Regions from separate parts of the Homo sapiens genome. Here region 2 is linked to region 1. Evidence: read pairs that join two places in POLR2A ChIA-PET (ENCODE). Cell type or tissue: OCI-LY7. All regions are shown on one strand. Each heading gives the region's core, and the rest is flanking DNA. Links, peaks and the distances in the headings are about the cores only.

The links. ChIA-PET counts read pairs that join two places held together with the same protein. Peaks named below come from ENCODE experiments on the same cell type or tissue, not always from the same donor. Only the 100,000 strongest peaks of a DNase experiment are listed, where the experiment ranks them.
Region 2: POLR2A ChIA-PET joins it to region 1 with 9 read pairs; 14 of 35 experiments call an interaction of 5 or more read pairs at or near these places.

Annotation. Positions count from the first base shown.
Region 1 is chr11:86,115,856-86,127,218 of GRCh38, forward strand. No RefSeq gene overlaps it. Among named protein-coding and RNA genes, the nearest start is that of PICALM, 52 kb to the left of the region's middle. RefSeq lists an enhancer at 435-904. In OCI-LY7, for the core only: no CTCF peak of the experiment used is centred there; no DNase peak of the experiment used is centred there.
Region 2 is chr11:86,055,252-86,066,614 of GRCh38, forward strand. The region is part of intron 1 of PICALM (phosphatidylinositol binding clathrin assembly protein); the gene reads right to left. LOC124902730 (a long non-coding RNA gene) reads right to left here and starts at 8,625. Exons shown (of 2, transcript XR_007062822.1): 1 at 1-8,625. In OCI-LY7, for the core only: no CTCF peak of the experiment used is centred there; no DNase peak of the experiment used is centred there; H3K4me3 peaks cover 1,575 bases.

The DNA.
Region 1 (11,363 bases), core at 3,803-6,302:
ACAGTTATGTAAAAAGTGGAGCAATGATTTAAACTAGATTTTTCAAATCCTAAAGCTGACATGCTTTCCACTGTACCACAATGTCTTCCTTTGTACTGGTGCACTCCATTTATTTCTGTGATTCCTGACACCAATTTTAGGGCCTGGGACAGCATCCTAATGGAATCATGCCTAGCTGGATAGCAAATGCCTCTGCTGCCAGTAGAGGGGCAACTTAAGAGAAAGGTCCAAGCCAAATTGGATCCAAGAGTTTCTGACTAAGCAGGTTTCAAACCTCCTGCTCACACCTCTTCCTCCTCACTTTCTTTCCCAACATCCTCCCACGGCTCACCTCTACCTCTGTCCACTGGAGACACCATCCTCCAGGTGCTAATAAGAAAGCTACTCTGACCATGGAAAAAGGGAAAGAGGCAGCTCAGCAAAATCACTGCTGAGAGCCTGGGCAGGCTTAGGCAATGTGATCTGAAGAGCTGAAGTGTGCAGCCCACAGAGAGAAAGAATTGGATAAAATACAAAACTAAAGAAGAGGATAAACCTAAGAGGAAAATCTTCCTGACAGAGATGAATTAGTTACGGGACTAACTCCGCAAAGGAAGAGATTGGGCTCCGTTCCCTGAGGCTCCCTGAGCAGAAACCATGTTACAGAGAACAAGTAGGGGGGTTGTGGTTAGCAGGGACATCAATGACTAATAGGTGCTTTCCACCTCTGAGTTTTATGAAGATGAGTGGAGTCTTTTTGAATAGAGAAAGAAATGAAAATAATAATTAACATGGAGAGATGGGGCTGACTAAAGCATGGCAAAGATAAACAGGAATGAGGCTGTTGGCCCTCGTAGTGAGTGTGGAAAATCATTTCTTCCAATTGGGAGAGGCAGAGGTGATCAGTTCAGAGGTTTAAATTCAGAGTCCAGGCTCTGTCACTTACTGATTATCTGAGCAAATTAGTTAGCCTTTCTAAGCTACAAAATAGGAAAAATACACTATTTTTCAGATTATTTCTCACTGCAGATTAGGAGTAATGCCATTGAAAAGGTTCTTATGAAGATTAAATGAGACAACTCATGTAAACAACAGTATCTACTTAGCATGAAGTAAGCACTCAAATGACAGTAATTATTATTGGAATATGGCTTCGTGTGGAGGGGGAAATAGAGCTGGGCAATTATTATCAAGGTCACCATATGGGGATAATTTTTCCCTTTGGACTTAATGATGGCATCTCCTTGGTTTAATTATTTGCTGTGTTGGTAGCTCACATCCTCTCTACTGACTTGGCTTTCAGCTCACGGGAAGATGAAGCCCAAATACAATAGATACCAAGGCAAGCTTGCCAAAGAGCAGCTCAACCCATACTGGTACTCTGAGTCATTCTAAGGATAAAGCCGCCTCTCCATGGAGAAGGATATTGTACACAGGAGATAATACTAATGACACCGTCCATTTACTTAGTCTCTTACAGTTTACAAAGCACTCTTACCTGGGAAGGGTTACTATCTTCATTTTATAGATGAGGAAACAGAGACTTAGAGAGGTGAAGCAACTTGATTAAGGTTGCATAGATAATTGGTTGTGAGGATTCACTCCCAGCTCCTCTGACATCATGTCTGGGGGCTCTTTTATACCACAAGATGCTGCAGGGAACATGAACAGGTACCAGATTAGGAGGCTAGTTGCTTTCAATCATAAAAACAGTGAATTTAGGAACAGGAAGAAGCTTTCAGATGACCTAATACTGTGGTTTTAGATTGTGTCCAGGGGTCTAGTAGGCGGTGGAGGGAGCCAAGCAGGAGGCGGGATCAGCTTTTATCAATTAAATTCATCAGATTTTAATTTGATGAAATTAAAAAGAAAAAGAAAGTTGGAAAAACCTAATCTAGTTCAACTAACTGTCTCATTTCCCCAAGAAGGATATTGAGGCCCAGAAGGGTTAAGTAACTTATCCAAATCAGAGCTAAGACTAGCATAGCACTCAGTCCTCAGTCACCTGCATATTTGATAAGCATGTCATAAATGTCCTCATTCTCCAAATATTTTCCTTTGATTACCTCAAGCAAGTCACTTACATGTAATAATCAAATCATTGAAGAGAAATTAGCTCTGGTGTGAGTCTCTTCTGATGACACCATGTGACCTTGGAATAGTCGATTGATCTCTGGACCCTCAGCTTTTCTATAGGTAAAATGGGGATCATAATTTCTGTCTAGACTCTCAGTGGGGCTGTTGTGATGAATGTAAAAGAAAAGACCATATGGAAGTTCATAGAGTTCTTCCTGGGAAGGAGACTCAGCAAGTTCAATGTCTTATTCTTTATCAATACCTACCAAGAATGTCACTGCTTCTAAGATGATATCTGCAATTTACCATTCTCATTTATTTGTCATTCTTTACTCAAAAAGGCAATGAGGTTTGTAACCATGTCAGTACTACTGGTTTGTGAAAAAGTCTCAGAAAGTTCTTATCACGTTGGCTTTCTGATAAGACTTTTTGATTTCTACTACTTACATGTGGAAAGTAAATCATTTTAGGTTAAACACCTTTCCTTCTAGACAAGTGACAGAGGCAGATGTCACTCAGGGTGTTGTAGCAAGCCTGGGGAGCTCATAGCCAGATGAGATCACAGGACTTGTGTGCAGGGTACAGAGTTTGGAACTCTCCCACCTAACTGGCAGTTTCTCCTCCTTCGACAAGGAATACTAAGAAGATATTATCACAAACTCTTAGGCAGATCTTGAAAACAGTCTAATTTGTTTGTGACCTTAGCCAAATTCTTGATCTCTCTAAGCTTCAGTTTTCTCACCCGTATCATGTACACTTTCCACCTCACAGGGTTGTCAAGGATCAAAAGAGAGAACACAGGGTGTTTTTGAAATTGTTGAGCATCTACTAACTAAAAGGATTGTTATTTTTAAGAATGTGTAAATTATTGCAATTATTTATAACATGCATTTCAATTAAATACTTTCAATTTGTTAGAAATACCCACTTGGATAGATCAAATACTAAGGTTGAAGAGAAACAGTGTTTTAATGTATTCTGGTCTCTATGTAGAAAGTAAAATGGTAATACTGAGCCAGACGGAGTTAGAGCTAGGGAGCCAGTTAGCCCCTTGCTTGGCATCATCATAAGACAAGAAATACTTTCATGTTTTCATTAAGGACATTTTAAATTTAAAAAGAAGAAATTTTAAAAGCCTTTACCAAAATTCTGGGTTCCCCAAATTTCTAACTACATCCCTTAGAGAACAGCATTTCTTTGCTTATCCGTGTTGATACTTTAAAAAATCTAGACCTAGTTTCCATTATGCAGACAGCCCAGGCACAGAAGCCAACCAGTATTTTAAGACTGCAATGTTTACTAATGGATGTCTGGCTAGAAACAGTGTTGGCAGAATCCTGGCAGAGGCATTTACTCTCACTAATGATGTGGAACAGGGCTGCATAATTATGTCCACTTGTATTAAGTCTACCTAAGACTGTGATGTTTTGTAGTGGAACCAGAAACAAGCATCCCAAAAACTCCTGGGATTTTCCTGCAAGAGGCATTACATCAGAACTGGTTCAAGGCCAGGCACGGTAGCTCATGCCTGTAATCCCAACACTTTGGGAGTTCGAGGTGGGGGATCACTTGAGGTCAGGAGTTTGAGACCAGCCTGGCCAACATGGTGAAACCCCATCTCTACCAAAAAAGACAAAAATTAGCTGGGCGTGGTGGCAGGTGCCTGTAATCCCAGCTACTCGGGAGGATAAGGGGGGAGAATTGCTTGAACCCAGGAGGTGGAGGTTGTAGTAAGCCGAGACCATGCCACTGCACTGTAGCCTGGGCGACAGAGTGAGACCCTGTCTCAGATAAATAAATAAATTAATTAAATAAATAAATAAATAAATAAATAAAATTTTAAAAAATCATAAAGAACTGGTTCAAACATTCTCACAGTCTTTGCCCAGCCATTGATTTCATTTAAGGCCTTCTTCACAAAAATGACTTCACGGAGTACAGAGATCAGAATGCTTAGCAGAAAATTTTGGGACGTAAAGACAGTATATACCATACATGGACTATCCCAGGCCAGGAAAAACCTATTAAACATTTCCTTGGAAACAATATGAGGTACTTTTCTTGCACATATACAAATGTAGAAGGACACTTAATCTATCCCCTGCTCCCTGCTCCAGGAAAGCTATTGAAGTTATACATCATCATTTTCTTTCCTAGCTGTACCTGGGACTAGAAGCATCAGCAGTTATTCATCAGCAAGAAAGAAGGACAATTACATTCCTTGGGACTGCCTGGACACTATTCTCATGGAGAGTAATTTCTGCCTACTAAAAGAGGTAGATTCCAAACTTAGGTACGTGAGAAATCATTTGGTATTTAATAGAACTCAAGTCATCCACATAGCCCTAGAAAATGATAATTAATAAGGAGCTATGCATTGAAAATGAATAACAGTAAGCCTTTAAAATGAAAACCCTTAGAATAAAGGAATAGCTGTTGTTATTATTATGTTAGTATTACTTAGTATTAAAAAGGTCAAGATAGTGTCATCAGATTTCTTTTCCATCTACATAATTCCTAGACCTCCAGAGAATCTTCATGTCATTTTCTGAAATGGAATGCTGCTTCAAAAATTTTGGAAATAAACCCTAAAACGAGGACACTAAAGAAGCATTGATTTTTGCAAATTACTATTAAATAATATCTTTATCCCATATTAATAATTTAACCACAATGTTTGTCAAATAACCTAAAAATTTGGCTACTTTAGAAAATATCCAGTATCATCTGAAACCAAATATTAGGGTTTCAAAAGAGTTGGAACTTGGATCTGGGGTAAGAAAAAGTACCATGTCCCTGCCTGCCTCCCTTCCTTCCTTCCTCTCTCTTTTCCTTTCTTCTATTCATCCTTTCTTTTTTCATACTTCTGGCCTTTTGGTGCCCCTTATCTATATCTAGGGTAACATTTCAGTGGAAGAGATTCTAGAAACAAACAATGTGTGGCATTCAAATATAGAGAGTTATTTGCAAGGCAAGATGTAGTTTCTGCCACTCATATGAATCCTCTGTCAAGATGTTTGTCCCTCAGTTGTTGATGCAGATAGTCAAAGATTATCCCTTTAATCTTTAACATTGTCAAAGTTAATATATACCCTTTACTTTTCAACACTGTCAATGTTAATATAAACCTTTTAATTTTTAACATATTCAAAGTTAATATAAACCCCATTAATGCTTCTCAGGTGATCAAACACAGGAATGATCACTATGAACTAGTTGTATCAGTAGTTTTTCCATTCGGTAGCTGGTACATATTTGGGGGTATGATATCGTCAAAAGTCATAGTGATAACTGCCCTTAGTTATAGTATTTTTAATACAAAATAATATCACCTTTATTATTTCATTTGAGACTCCCATAGACCACTGCTTGCTACTCCAGAAACTGTTCCCAATTGTGTCTGCCATTTCATGCCCTCTCCTGAGTACTGCTGCTCCCTCTCCCCTGAGTTTTATTCTCTACTCCTTCCTTTATCCTTTTAAGTATAGTTAACACAGGCTATTATGTTTAACACACTGTACTAAATGTATTAGTTTCTTAGAGCTATCATAACAAAGTACCACAAACTGAGGGGCTTAAACAACAAAAATTGATTGTCTCTCAGTTCTGTAGTCTAAAGTCCGAAATCAAGAGGTCAGCAAGGGTATTCCATTTGAGGACTTTCTCCTTAACCTGTAGATGGCTATATTCTCCTTATGCCTCTAACATCATCTTCCCTTTATACTCTCTGTGTTTTTGTATCCCAATTGCTAGTCCTATAAGGATGTCAGTCATACTGCACTAGGGTCCAGCCTAATGACCTCTTTTAAACTTGATTATCTCTGTAAAGACCCTGTCTTCAATTAAGGTCACCTTTTTTTTTTTTTAGATGGAGTTTCACTCTTCTTGCCCAGACTGGAATGCAGTGGCCCAGACTGGAATGCAGTGGCACAATCTTGGCTCACTGCAACCTCCGCCTTCTGGGTTCAAGCGATTCTCCTGCCTCAGCGTCCTGAGTAGCTGGGATTACAGGCATGCACCGCCATGCCCGGCTAATTTTGTATTTTTACTAGAGATGGGGGTTTCTCCATGTTGGTCAGGATGGTCTCGAACTCCCAACCTGAGGTGATTCATCTGCCTCGGCCTCCCAAAGTGCTGGGATTACAGGCATGAGCCACCACACCCGGCCTTTAAGGTCACATTTTGAGGTACTAAGGGCTAGGGCTTCAGAAACATATCTTTTTTAGGAGGACACAATTAAGCCCATAACACTAAGCCTCAAAGATAACAGATGAGAAACACAATATAGAAAAGAAGAACTTAAATGAAATCTCAAGTGTCATTATCATGAAATGCATTGGCCATGCCTGGTGTAGGACCTGATTGTCTCCCTCCTTATGTCCAACCTGCTACCATGTTTCTGGGGCCAGCTCATCTCCTTGGATGGAAATCTGATCATGCACATTCCTTCCTTCCTGTGATAGTTAATTTTATATGTCAAATTGACTGTGCCACTGGGTGCCCAGATATTTGGCCAAACATTTTTCCAGGTGTTTCTGTAAGGATATTTGTGGAGAAGATTAATATTTAAATCTCATCTTGGTAAAGCAGATTGCCTTCCATTATATGCATGGGGCTTATCCTATCAATTGAAGGCCTGAATAGAACAAAAGCTGATCCTTCTTTGAGTAAGAGAGAATTCTTTTGCTTGACAAACCTTCAAACATGGACATCATTTCTTCCTGGCTCTACAGTAGCTTCCAGCTTTGAGGCTCAAACTGGCACATCAGCTCTGCAGATTTTGTACTTCTTAGCCTTCATAATCATGTGAACCAATTCCTTATAATAAGTCAATCCCTCTCTCTCTCTCTCTGTCTCTCTCTCTCTCTTTCTCTGTACTCTCTCTGTCTCTGTTTTTCTGGAAACCCTAGTATACAGTCTAAGACCAGGTCTCACTTAATGAAGAAAAATCACAAACCATATCAGCATCCTTTCAGGATTACAACTTAAGAGCCCCAGAGCAAGCTCTTTATCTTACTAGAAACAATACTCAACTTCCCTAATCTGAAGCCCCTATGTCTGGGTTATTCCTCTGGGTTTCAGTCATAAAGATGACTGAAATCTGCCCCCCTATCCCCACTGATCTCTCTTGAGAATAAAGCAAGAGCCTGTCCCAAAGTCAAGTCCAGCTGCTAATCTTAGTGCAATCATGGATTGGAAAATACTGAGATCTGAACTCAGAGCACTCTGCTACATGCACAAAACTTTTCACATCTTCGCAACATTTCAAACCTTTGTGGACTTTCTCAAATTTTCCCTATCTAATTTCATTTAGGGCTTTTCATTTCCTTCACCAATTGTCTGGTAATTCCTTTACTAACTGCCAGTTAGGTAATTACCCAAATTTCTAACTACATCCCTTAGAGCACAGCATTTCTATGCTTATCCATGTTGATACTTTTAAAAATCTAGATCTAGTTTCCAACATGCAGACAGCCCAGGCACAGAAGCCAACCAGACAATTCCTTTACCAACGGTTTTTTATAGCTCAATAATGTATACATGTGACTTTGTAAAGAATTAGCCTTGTCTACTTAAGGCTCAATACAAAACCTTCCAAAGTTTTCACAGATTAACCAAATTAGTCTTGAAAAATATCTCCAGGTTAGAAGAGGGTAAACCACTCTCCCTGACTCTGCAGCCTCACTCTCATCCCTACTTTGGGTTTCTGCTTTCCAGATTCTCTTATGTCACCACATCACCTATTCACCCCTCCCCCAAAGCGGTATGATTCTCCTTTAAAAATTTTAATGTGTACAAAAATGTTTTCCCTTGGCATAACTGAGACAGGCTGGTATTTTCAAGAACAGCTTTACTAAACATGAGGGAAAACAGAAAAGAAATAATTACAGAAAACATACACAGTATAAAAATAGCCAAGTTTCCAACTGCAGGTTTCTGTTTCTAAAAATTCCATTTGAAGTAGGAACGCTTTACTGGGCCTCAATCTCATTTACCCTTAGTCAACCACATCCCTTAATTTTGCTGTATCCTGTCTGGACTCCTTCTCCCCTTCCACCAACACCTCACCCTTCCCTGAGCCCTGTGATCTTGAGCCACTATCTCTGTTTTTTGAACCCACATCTCCAAGAAAAAACACCCAAGAACTTACTTTTAAAACTAAACTTACTTTTTATTCTCTTAATTAAAAATATCCTGGACTCACAAAGAGCTGCCAAATTGCTAGCTTACAAGAGATTTTCAAGTTTTGATGTTTAAGATTTACTGGGTTTCAAATATTAGCCCTTCTCAATACTGAAGTTAAACCAGCATAAACCAAAGTGTAATCTAGGAAATGATCCTTGGGATAACAAATATTCTTTACAAAGGCAGGTAGTATTCTATAATCAAAAAAAATCTGAGGAATTCTGGGTTAAACAAAGTTTCATAGTTTTCTCCATTGCATAATTTCTCAAACCATTCCATGCAGTTAACAAATATTTACTGAGCACCTATATTGTGCTAGGCACTACTGTAGGTACTGAGGATTCCCTGGTGAAGAGCGAACAGGACAGATAAAATCCTTGCCCTGCCCTCATGGAATTTGCCTTGTAGGTGGGGTTCACCAGAAAATATGAACAAACAAACAAGAGCATTTCAAATCGTGGTATGGACTTTGAAGACCTTAAGGGGTAAGGTTATAAGGGTATAACTGGAAGTGGGGAAGCCCAGGAGGCAGAGGAAACAGTGAGTCTAAAGACCTGGCAGGAAAAAGCTTGGCCTGTTGGAAGAAGAGAAAGGAGCTTCTGTGGTTGGAGCTGAATAATTAAGGTGGGGAGTAGAAGTGATGAGGTATGATCTTAGAGAAGTAAGATGTTGTTGGTGCAATGGAAAGCAATTTGGAAGGTTTTAAGCCTTGGCATGATTTGACTTACCATTTGAAAAAGAAAAATTCCTTGCATGTTGTGTGGAGAATGAAATTTAGAGGCTAAGATTACAAGTGGAAACCAGTTAGGCTCTTGCAATAGTTCCTTTGAGAGATGGCAGGAGTGTCAGTGCAGATAGAGAGAAGTGAATGGCTTCAGCACATGTTTGAGGCGTAGTGACAACAAGACTTCCTGATGAGTTAATGTGAGAAATAGAGATCAGAGAGAAGACACTAATGACTTTCAGCTTTGGGGCTTGAGCACTTACATATATGTTGGTGGTATTGACTGAGCCAAGAGAGACTAGGAAGCAGAGGCTTAAAGGGGTGAAGGAAATGAAGCCTTATCCATGATAAGTTCAAGATACCTATTTAGGTTGGTGCTAAAGTATGGTGGTTTTTGTCATTGAAAGTAGTGGCATAATACATGTGTAAGAGGTGCTATCAAGTAGATAAATTTTATATATATATAAAACATAAGAAAATAAGTAATATATATGATAATTTATAATAATAATATATATATGAGTCTGGAGTTTAGGGGAAAGGTTTGAGATATATGTTGAGAAATCATCAGCATACAGATGGCATTTAAAGTCATGGAACTGGGGTCGGGCGTGATGGTGCATGCCTGTAATCCCAGCACTTTGGGAAGTCAAGGTGGGTGGATTGCTAGAGGACTGGAGTTCGAGACCAGCCTGGCCAACATGGCAAAACCCCATCTCTACTAAAAATACAAAAATCAGCCAGGTGCGGTGGTGCACACCTGTAATCCCAGCTACTCAGGAGGCTGAGGCATGGGAATTACTTGAACCCAGGGGGCGGAGGTTGCAGTGAGCTGAAATTGCGCCACTACATTCCAGCCTGGGTGACACAGTGAGACACTCTCAAATAAGCCCAAAGAAACAAAGTCACAGAACTGGATGAGACCACCTAGGGAGACAGCAGAAAGGAGCCAAGGCCCAAATTTAGAAATCTGGTACAGACAGGAACCAACAGAGGACCACTTTTAACATGTTCGTGGGCATTATGACTCTATAAGAGGTGGAAACAGAAGGCAGCATTTCCCTAACTTTTTTGACTTTGAAACCTTTCATCATGTAGCATGTCACAGGACTAGGGTTTTAAGGAAAACATTTTGGAAAATATTGCTCATACCCTTCTAGTTACACTCCATTATGGCATTATGTATTAATTTCTAAGGTAACACAGGCTTTCTCTCTAGGTAGAGAGGTATTTCCATAAAACTTCATCTATCCCTAAACCAAACACTGTCCGGAGGATCCAAGCCCCAAAATATACCTATAGGAAGCACACATGTGCCAAATGCAGTGAGCGGCAAGGAGGGCTGTCTCACCACAGCCTTGTTGAGCCCAACCTCAAATGCTGCCAGATTTTAGCCTTTTTTTTTTCTTCATATTTCTAATAGTATTTTGGTGGAGGAGTAAGATTGAAGGTCTGGAGAGAGGCCCTGGGAGTAAATTGTCCTTTTCTCTGGTGATGTATGTAATATTGTTCAGGGTACTAGCATTTGGGTGTTTCCACCTATATACACTATATCAGAGTGTCAGAGTGTCACTTGATGCTCTAGAAAGAATTAAAGTTTTTTTTTCTATTTTCTAATGAATGAGGTTTTTGTTTGTTTTGTTTTTGTTTTTTTGTTTTGGTTATAAGGAATAGAAACTCACTCAGAGGCCCCATAAGTAAAAAATGTATGAGGGAAATACTGAAAGGGAATTTATCTGGTGATAGGAAGTTAGAATCTGAGGCAGCCGTAGGGATAGGTTTCTCTCCAGGACAAGTCTTCTCTTTTTCTCTCTCTCTCCGTCTCTTTCTCTCTCTCTCTCTCTCTCTCTCTCTCTCTCTCTCACACACACACACACACACACACACACACGCACACGCACGCAAATTCACAAAGACTCAGAGGCTGCATGGTCTTTCATGGTACCTCTGAGACCTCTCACATTTTATAGTTATACACTAAGAAATCATAATAAAATCTTCTATGTTTGCATACCACAATCTAAGTAAGTCTTGAAGATTTGCTTTGTAAACAAGGAGACCAAGGCCCAGGGAGAAGACACCACCCAGTGAAAGGAGCCCTAGTTGGGTTTAGTAAATTTGAATTCTGCTCCTGTGTGACTGTAGGCAGGTGGCTTCATCTGGGTTCAAATTCCTCTTCTGAAAGGGAAGTGACTGGATAGAGATAGGTGATCTTCAAGATGCATTCCACAGTATAACATGGCTGTGGTCATACAGCTGGTGGATTATGGCCAAGTAAGAATCACATCTCCTGTTACCTGGTCTAGTGTTGTGATTTGTTTCATTACACTATACTGCATTTTCATTTTTAAATGTTTTTTTAAAATCTCAACCCATTTTTTTTCTCATCTGTTTGGAT
Region 2 (11,363 bases), core at 8,543-11,042, 56 kb before region 1:
CTCAGGAGGCGGAGGTTGCAGTGAGCCTAGATCGTGCCACTGCACTCCAGCCTGGACAAGAGCAAAACTCCGTCTCAAAAAAAAAAAAAAAGATACCATGGAAACATACAATGACACTATTATTTGTGGACCAAAACAACTTATTGATAGTCATGCAACTATTTGTTACCTTCTTCATATATCTAAGACTATTCTGAAAATGTAAAAAATATAAACTGGATCAGATTAAGTGGTTTATCCAGCTGAAAGAATGACCCAAATAATTCCAGTTATCCATCACCAAACTATACCCAGTAGTCATGGAGATTGCCATCAAGTAACATTTTTCTCCTGCACAATTCCATTTCCACATTACACAGAGGTAGTAGAGTTGTATTCCATGTCAACTTCAAAAGATTAAAAACCCAAATATCTTTGGTTTTCCTTAATACAAATGTGTTTCTTCATACCATATACAAAAGTTAACTCAAAATTGATCAATCTTAAATCTAAGAGCTAAAATTTCTTCCTAAAACTCTTAGAGTTGTAAAGGTGCATAACCTTGAATCAGCCAATGATTTCTTAGATATATCGAAAGCACAATCGAAAAAATCAGAGGCTGGGTGAGAGTGTGATGGCTCACGTCTATAATCCCAGCATTTTGGGAGGCCGAGGCAGGTAGATCGCTTGAGGTCAGGAGTTCAAGACCAGCCTGGCCAACATGGAAAAACCCTGTCTCTACTAAAAATACAAAAACTTAGCCAGCATGGTGGCACATGCCTGTAGTCCCAGCTACTCGGGAGGCTAAGGTGGGAGGATCACTTGAACCTGGGAGGCGAAGTTGCAGTGAGCCAAGATCACACCACTGCACTCTAGCCTGGGTGACAGAACAAGACTCTGTCTTTAAAAAAAAAAAAAAAGAAAAAACCCTTGAAAAATTAGACTTGAAAATTTAAAACTTTTGTGCATTAAAAGACATTGTATCAAGAAAGTGACAAGCCAAGCCACAGAATGGGGAAAAAAATTACAAATCATATAAAGATCTAGTATGTGAGGTATGTAAAGTACTCTTCTGGTATCCAGAATACATAAAGATCAAATTTTAAAACAGGCAAAAGACCTTGAATAGATATTTTCCCAAAGATATACAAATAGTCAATAACCACATAAAGAAATGCTAAACAGCATTAACCACTAGGGAAATGGAAACCAAAATCACAATGACATAACACTTCACACCCACTAGGATGACTATTTTTTAAAAATCATAAAACTAAAATCCTGAAAATAACAAGTTTGGCAAGAAAGTAGAGGAGAAACAGGAATCTTCATACATTGCTGATGGGAATGTAAAACAGTGTCACTGATGTGGAAAACAGTTTGGTAGTTCCTCAAAAAGTTACACAGAATTACCATATAACCCAGTAATTTTACTCCTAGATATATACCTAAGAGAACTGAAAATATGTTCACACGAAAACTTGTATGTGAATGTTCATAGCAGTACTATTCTTCACAGCCCAAATGGCTAAACAACCCAAATGTCCACCAACTAATGAAGGTATAAATGAAATGTGGGTAACTATACAAGGGAGTATTACTCACCTATAAAAATGAATAAAGTACTGATATGTGCTACAAGGACAAACCTTTAAAACATTATAACTGAAAGAAGCCAGGCACAAAAGGCCACATATTGTATGACTCCATTAATACGAAATGTACAGAACAGAAAAATTCATAGATAGAAAGTGGATTAATGGTTGCAGGGGGGCCGAGGAGAGCTTAGGAGTGACCGTTAACAGATACAGGATCTCTTTCTTGGGTGATGGAAAATGTTCTAGAATTACATAATGGGGATGGTTGCACACAACACTGTGAACATACTAAATAACACTGAATTCTCTACTTTAAAACTGAATTTTATGTTATGTAGATTATGTCTCAATTTTAAAATTGCAAAAAAATGTGTACTCTAAAAGGGAAAAAAAATAAATAATTGCAAAAAAGAAAATTATGTGTGTGGGGCCAGGCGCGGTGGCTCACGCCTGCAATCCCAGCACTTTGGGAGGCCGAGAGGCAGGCGGATCACGAGGTCAGGAGTTTGAGACCAGCCTGACCAACATGGTGAAACCCCGTCTCTACTAAAAATACAAAAATTAGCTGGGCCTGGTGGCTCGCGCCTGTAATCCCAGCTACCCGGGAGGCTGAGACAGGAGAATCGCTTGAACCCAGGAGGCAGAGGTTGTAGGAGCTGAGATCGTGCCATTGCACTCCAGCCTGGGCAACAGAGTAAGACTCCATCTCAAAAACAAACAAACATATAAATAAATAAATAAATAATGAATAAAAAATTATGTGTGTGTGTGTGTATGTACACACAATTAGCCCTCCATATCAATGGGTTCCATTATCATGGATTCAATCATGAATCGAAAATATACCAAAAAAATGCATCTCTACTGAACATGCGCAGACATTTTTCCTTGTCATCATTCCCTAAACAATACAGTATAACAACTGTTTATGTAGCACTTATATTGTATTAGGCATTTTAAGTAACCTAGAGATGATTTAAAGTATTCAGGAGATGTGCATAGGTTATATGCAAACAATGTCATTTTACATCAGGGATTTGAGCACCCTTGGATTTTCTTATCTGTGGGAGGTCCTGGAACCAATCCCCTATAGATACTGAAGGACAACCGCATATATTTATCACCTCACCTCAAAATCTCTTTATCTTAGCTTTGGATTAGTTAAATGCTAATGTTTCAAATTATTCAATACAGTGCATGAGGCGGATTTCTGCCAACAATTGTTTGAAGTATATTAAAAAGACTTGCCAATCCTCTGCAGTGTGAATACCACCCGCTATTTATTTTTTGCGATATACTTAAATTACATTAAAATTTTTGCATATAAGGTGTATTTAAAATATGGCACACATTCCTATTTCTTAAATATCCACAAGATAACTATTACCAGCACATAAAATTTTAAGTGCACACACACACCCCCACAAAGATGACCCTTGATCTCAGAACTTATAATCACGTGGGACCTATAATCAGAAGAAACATGTAAATTAAAATATGACAATTGAGTATATTCTGTGAAGTCACTTACAGAGTATATCTGCAATCTTTAGTGAGGAAAGAAGTTTTGGAAAGCATACCCAACTTCCTCAACCACTACTTGGAAGAACTGCCCCTTGATTAAGACTTGGGTCCCTAGGATGCTTTCAAGTAATAAGTTCATGGCTATAAATACCAGCACCATTCCCCTAATCACTGCTAAAAATTCCATGTATTCAGATGAAACTTTCAGCAATTCCCACTGGCCCCTGGAATCAACTTACTGATTAAGTAATCTAGATTAAGTGATCCTATTTTTACCACCATTGCTACCACCACCCTAACCTTTGCCTATTATCTCATACAGCTTCCTTCTAAAACAGACACTTCTTTTCTTTTACATTTTGATATCATCTGTTAAGTGTGCTTTATCCCTTCTTATATCAAAAATGAGTCTACTGTACAGTTATACTCTAGGAGGCACCTTTCATACAAAAAGGTGTGACAGGCACCTTCTAGAGTTGTGCAAGGAAGCAGCTCTGATAAACTCCTCAGATCTATTTCTGGTCCTCTGTTTAATTCTTAAAAATTACATTCCTAATTTCAAGAATATGTCCTCAAAAATGTGCATTTTAATATAGTGTTCAACTGGAGCAGCTACAAAAATTTTGAAGTAACAATGTTTTGGAAGACACTACCTTGTATCTAAACAAAACTAAATAAGCCTCTTAATGCCTCATGAGTTCCATGAAACAGTAATTTGTTATGTTTTTATCAATGTTACTGACTCTATATATAAATTTGTAACCAGGCAATTTCCATAGTCACCATAAAAAATATCCTTAAATGTCTACTGGCATAGATTTTTATGTCCATAAATTGTTCATGGAATAGTCTGAGCTATGAAGGGAGGTTAAGTATAATCATTCAATATTTACTGAGCACCCATGGGGGGTTGCTGACTAGGTACTTGGAGAAGAGATAGAGAACAATACCGAAAACAATTCCTATTCTGTGGAGGAAATGTGCATAAACCCAAAATACATAAAAGCAAGATAGCCACTACAGTTTAACAATATTTGAAACTCTATAAATGGTGAGAATAATGCTGGACTGACAGGACCAGGGGGAGTTATTCAGTGATGTTTTTATGAAAGCGGTTACCTTAAATGTGAATATTAATGGGAGCAAGGTAAAGACAGTTTAAAAGAGGCCGAGCATGGTGGCTCACACTTATAATCCCAGCACTTTGGGAGGCCAAGGCCAGAAGTTCGAGACCAGCCTAGGAAAGAGACCCCTTTCTCTTTAGCAGGGCATGGTGGCACACACCTGTAGTCCTACCTACTCAGGAGGCTGAGGCAAGAGAATCCCTTGAGCCCAAGAGTTCAGAGTTACAGTAAGCCATGATCATGACACTACACTCCAGCTTGGGTGACAGAGCCAGACCCTGTCTTTAGTCCAAGGAATCATATGTGCAAAGGCTAACGGTTTGGTAGTCAAGAACTTTTGGCACAATTGATACCTAACCTGCCTAACTTTCACAAAAAAGGATAGTTTTGACATAAAAAAAAAAAAGAGAGAGGACAAATAATCAAGAGTTCCAATTAATAACTAATTTTTAAGGCCTTTGGGAAAAAAATTTAAATATTATTGTTAAGACTTTTTTGCCCCAGCAGTTTCCTTTCCAAGTCATACTGAACACTCCTTCCAATCTATTTATGGACATAAAGTGGACATAGGGATTATGATACCACATCTCTTGCTTGAAATCTTCCAAAAGTTGAGGCACTGTTACCTACAAAATCAAATCCAAAATTACTTTGAGAATTCAAAGGATCCCTTAGATCTAGTTCCTCTTTGAGTACTCTTTTGTCCCTTCTAATACACACTCATCCCTAAAGGTGCATTTTTTTAGTCTCAGAACCTTCACACTTTTAAAATTGAGGAGCCAAGAGCTTTCATGTGGGGGTTCTCTACCAATATTTACTGTTAGAAACTGAAACTGATAAATTTATCAACATTAATTCATTTGAAAAATAACAGTATTTTCAAAAAACCCCACAATTTAGAAGAGTGGCACTGTTTCACATTTTGGCAAAACTCTATTTTGTGGTTTAATAGGAAATAGTTGAATTATCATTATCTGCTACTACATTCAACCTATGGCAATATCACACACACATCACACAGCCTCTAGAAAACTCCACTGTACAGTGGTTCTTGAAAGAATAAAAATAGAAAAGGCAAATAATGTCTTAGTATATGAAAACAGTTTTGAACTCACAAACTTGCTGAAATGGTCTTGAGGACCCCCAAAAGTCCCCAGACCACACCTTAAGAACCACTGCCAGCAAAGGAGAAAGGCAATACAATGCAGCAAAGATAATCTTTTCAACAAATAGTACTGCACAACTAGATATCCACAGGCAAAAAAAAAAAAAATGAATCAGGAGACAGACATTACACTCACAAAAATTAACTCAAAATGGATCACAGACCTAAATGTAAAATGCAAAATTATAAAGCTCCCAAATGGTGACATAGAAGACAATCTAGATGACCTTGAGTTTGTTGATGACTTTTTAAATACAATGATGAAGGCATGACCCATGAAAGAAAGAACTGCTAAACTGGACTTCATTAAGATTAAAATTTTCTGCTCTGTGAAAGGCATTGTCAAGAGAATGAAAAAGACAAGGCACAGACTGGGAGAAAATATTTGCAAAAGATACATTTGATAGCCGGGCTCAGTGGCTCATGCCTGTAATCCCAACACTTTGGGAGGCTGAAGCAGGCGGATCACCTGAGATGAGGAGTTCAAGACCAGCCTGGCTAATATGGTCAAACGCCATCTCTACTAAAAATACAAAAATTAGCCAGGCATGATGGTAGACACCTGTAATCCCAGCTACTTGCGAGGCTGAGGCAGAAGAATCACTTGAACCCCTGGGAGACAGAGCTTACAGTGAGATGAGATGGCCCCATTGCACTCCAGCCCGGGAGACAGAGCAAGACTCCATCTCAAAAAAAAAAAAAAAAAAAAAAAAAGAAAAGAAAAGACACATTTGATAAAGGACTGTTATTCAAAATAAACAACTCTCAAACCTCAACAATAAGAAAACAAAGAACCTGACTTTAAGAACAGGACAATGACCTTAACGGACACCTCACTAAAGAAGATATAAAGATGGCGAGTATGCATATGAAAAAAAGTCACATAATCAGGAAAATGCAAATTAAAACAATACCACTACACACCTATTAGAATGGCCAAAACCCATTAACAGTGACAATATCAAATGCTGGTGAGAATGTGAACAGAAACTCCCATTCATTACTGGTGGGAATATAAAATGGTACCATCACTTTGAAAGACAGTTTAGAGGTTTCTTGCAAAACTAAAGGTATTCTTACCATATGATCCAGCAACTGTGTTCCTTGCTATTTACCCAAACGAACTGAAAACTTATGTCCACACAAAAGACACGCACACAGATGTTTGATGTTTATAGCAGCTTTATTCACGATTGCCAAAACTAGGGAGCAACCAAGATGTCCTTCAGTAAGTAAATGGACAAATAAACCCGGGTATATCCAGATAATAGAATAGTCAAGTGCAAAAGAAAAAAAAAAGCTGTCAAACCGTGAAAAGCCATTGAGGAAATCGTAAACGCATATTAGTACGTGAAAAAAGAAAATCTGAAAAGGCTATAGACTGTATGATTCCAACTATGACATCTTGAAAAGGCAAAACTATGGAGACAGTTAACAAAAAATAGTGGTTGCCAGTGGCTGGGGAAGAGAAGGGATGGCGAGGGGGAGCACAGAGTATTTCAGGGCAGATAAACATTGTACCGCTACAACAGTGGATATGTGCCATACAATTGGCCAAACCCATAGAACATACAAACAGCAAGAGTAAACCTTGGCCGGGCGCAGTGGCTCACGCCTGTAATCCCAACACTTTGGGAGGCCGAGGTGGGTGGATCACCTGAGGTCAGGAGCTCGAGACCAGCCTGGCCAACATGGTGAAGCCCCATCTCTATCAAAAATACAAAAATTTAGCTGGGCGTGGTGGTGGGCACCTGTAATCCCAGGTATTTGGGAGGCTGAGGCAGGAGAATCCCTTGAACCCAGGAGGCAAAGGTTGCAGTTAGCTGAGATCGCACCACTGCACTCCAGCCTGGGCAACAAGAGCGAAACTCCGTCTCAAAAAAAAAAAAACCCTAATGTAAACCATGGACTTTGGGTGGTAAAGATGTCTGAATGTAGGTCCATCAATTTTAACAAATGTACCACTTTCGTGGGGGATATAATATATCTTGATAATAATATAACTTGAGAAATCCTTCATTTTCTGATAATCTAACAAATCACAACTCTGAACATAATTTTTAATACAAAGGCTTAGGTTCATCAAGATTCTCTTTTAAAGAACTATCTAACTGCCCAAAATGATTCACATACACAGTGAACATACAAAATACTAAAAGGTCAAGTCCAAAATTTTGATTCTCTAGAGAAACGTATAAAGCAGTTTAACTGGGAACATACTAAGACAGAACACAAAGTAACGGAAATGCCACTTTAGCTACCAAAAGAACAGGAAGAGCAAATACTAAGACTTTACTTTGAAAGTCTAAGGCTACTTCTTCCTGGTAGGGCTCTAACCTCTTGCCAAGAAGCCTGTAAGTTTATTTTTCTTACTTCTTTATTTTAAGTGAGAAACCATGAAATTAACCATTTCAGAGCTGAAGAAAACAAAGGAGAAACAACTATGTCTACGGTGAACTTTCACATTAACTATTCTAAATGATTATCATGGCCAAATAAACAAATATTTTTAAATGAAAGCAATTCTGATTATTAAAATAGATTATTTTTAAACAATCAGTGTTTTTTAAACATCAAAGTAAATGTTTCATATAAATGTCTCACAAAGCGTATGAAAGAAAAATGTCAATCACATCTTATGAAGTGTTTCACTTCTCACCTGCCATAGTAACTTTAAATTCAAAGACACCTTTAAAAATTATCCAGATATATAAAATATTCAGTAAACACAAAAGGTATATAGATGCCCAAAGTCTTATACTATTTCTTAACATAGCAAATAAATCCATCAGGGAACAATAATTACAAAAGTATTTCAGAATTCATTTGCTAATTATGAATAAGCGGCTACAAAAAATAGTTGAATATTAAGTTCTCTTTAGAGTTCCTCTTTTAAAACACATACTGTTCAGAAACTTAACTAGACATATCTGGGAGGAAAAAGGATACATTTGTGAATTTTATTATATACCTCAGGCATTCTGTTCTGCCATGGCGACAGAAAAAATAAAAATAAATAAAATGCCTCAGGCATTTGACATGTGTGATCAAATCTTACTCATTACTACCACTTTGATAACTCTATTTCTATTTTCTGTATTGCAAAACTACTAAAAGACTAGTAAGGATAATGAAAAATGAAAATATAAATCATATGACTAATTCTTACAGGAAAGAATAGGAAGCCCAGACATTAATTACAAAATAACTGTCTTCTTAAAACAAGATCCTTTTGGAAAAAAAAAAAGTCCCAGTTACCTTACTTTTAAATAAAAGATATCCTGGGACAGATCTTCTACTTTATTTCTTCCTTACATGCATCTTCTTAGAAATCACATCCTAGTTACCAGATCCTTCTTGACAATACGCAAACTAAGCACCCATAAGATATTATTAACTGAGACATTAAAAACCATTTGTGCTTTAAAAGGGAATTAATTCAGGTACAGTCTGGTATGTTATACGCATTTTTAATGTAGTTACACAAACCACTAGCCCAAATACAAATTCTACATATGCAAAATATTCAAATCCTACTTTTTAAAAACTTATTTCCAATTTCTAGATCCAGTTCACAACATACAAATAACCATGCTGTATCGACCAGAGATATGTTGATAATGGATGCTTAGTAAGAACTTGATCTTGATTTTGTTTTAGAAAAGATAAGGCAGTGGTTGAAATGAAATGTCCCTGTAAATTAACTGGGGAAAATATGAATTAAAAAACAGAGACATACAGGATATGGTGACTCACACCTATAATCCCAGCACTTTAGGAGGCTCAGCTGGTAGAGAGGATCCTTGAGCCCAGGAGTTTGAGACCTGCCCGAGCAACACAAGGAGACCCTGTCTGTATAAAAATTAAAAATTAGCTGTGCGTGGTAGCAGATGCCTGTGGTCCCAGGTACTCAGAAAGATTGTCTGAACCCGGGAAGTCAAGGCTGCAGTGAGATGTGATTCCACCACTGCACTCCAGCCTGGGCAACAGAGTAAGACCCACCTCATTTTAAAAAAAAAAAAAAAAAAGGAGACATTACAGCCATTAGTATAAATATTACATTTCAGTGAAATATGTCAAAATATAAATGTCCAACGATAGTAAATAAGAATAAAGAAAATTAAGAATTCATATCAAAAAATAGGATAAGGGCCAGGCATGCTGGCTCACACCTGTAATCCCAGCACTCTGGGAGGCTGAGGCAAGAGGATTACTTGAGCCCAGGAGTTCAAGACCAGCCTGGGCCACATAGGGAGACCCCCATCTCTCCAAAAATAAAAAGTTTCTTTAATTAACCAGGCGTGGTGGCACATGCCTATAGTCCCAGCTACTTGGGAGACTGATGTGGGAGGATTTCTTGAGCCTGAGGAGGATAAGGCTGCAGTGAGCCATGATCCTGCCACTGCACACCAGAGACAGAGCAAGACCCTGTATCCAAAAAAAGGGGTGGGGTTAAGACTAAAGATTGTAAGATCAGATAAAAATGATTTTTATATTAAGAAGTTATAAATTAAAAATTGTGGGCCAGGCACAGTGGCTCACACGTCTGTAATCCCAGCCCTTTGGGAGGCCGAGGCGGGCGAATCATGTGGTCAAGAGATCCAGACCATCCTGGCCAACATGGTGAAACCCCATCTCTACTAAAAATACAAAAATTAGCTGGGTGTGGTGGCATGCGCCTGTAGTCACAGCTACTCAAGAGGCTGAGGCAGAATCTCTTGAACCTGGGAGGCAGAGGTTGCAGTGAGCCAAGATCGCACCACTGCACTCCAGCCTGGCGACAGAGCGAGACTCCGTCTCAAAAAAAAAAAAAATTTGTTTTTTCTATCCTGCAATAATTATGGTTCTTTTAAGCATTCTGTACTGCTAAATGGAATTAGAAGCTACTTTCTATGTATATGAATTGCCCCCACCTCCAGCTGTGAGACAGGATTAAATGAGATGATGAGAAAGTGCCTGGAAAACTGAAGTTCTTCAAATATAAGGGCTGCTATTCCTCTACCTTGATTATGGCTACTAAAGGCCTAAGATTAAACGGAAATCGTGTTTATTTTTACAAACATATTTCAAGTTTGACAACTCTTTCACACTAGGGATGCTAGTCAACACTATTATCCACTAACACCTACAGTATAAGCAAAGCAAAAAAATCTTTCTTCAGTAAGTATATAATGTAGTATGAATTAAGCCATAATTCATGAATTATTAATAATCACTTCCTAATGTGGAAAGATCTTGGCGAGAAACTGACAGAAACCACCTCCACACTCTAAGGGCTTATACGAAAAACAACAGTCCTAAGCATATTTTTTGTTAAATGCTGCCATTTTAAAATGAAATCATTTTCATTAGATTCATATAAATAAGCATCAGTTGCTAGGGGCATTAAAAGGTGCACATAAACTAAGCTTTCACTATAAAGAAAAATTCCTAAAAGACAAAAAATTACTTGAAATGACAGGTTTCTGTATTAAAGCCTAAAGTTCATGATGTCAACACCATGAACTGTCCGTAGAAGACTTTTTAATTTTCTCAAAGCATGTTAGTGTGTGCAAGGAAGGTATTTGTTTAGTAAACCACTCACTGGTCAGACTTTACCTAAGATAAAGGTATTTTATTAGTGAGAACTGATTACAGGACATTTTAATCAACAATGTAGGGAAAATAGTATCCCTGTATTTTAAAACCTCATTGAAAAGAAACAGAAGCACATTAACGACACATATATTTTTAAATCAAATACTACCAGGTATATTCAAGTTCCAAAAACGTGGGAGCTTGTAAACACAGAAGTGGTAGAGAAAAAGAACGACAAATGCAAGATTATCCTCCAAACCTAATCCCAGTTACCATCTATCTGCAGTAGTGGCTATAACAAGAGAAATAGCTAATAACATTTATGAAACAACATGCAAATAGCACTCTTCTAACCCTACCTATTTTCTCCTCTTTTTGACAATGCTTTAAAAGAAC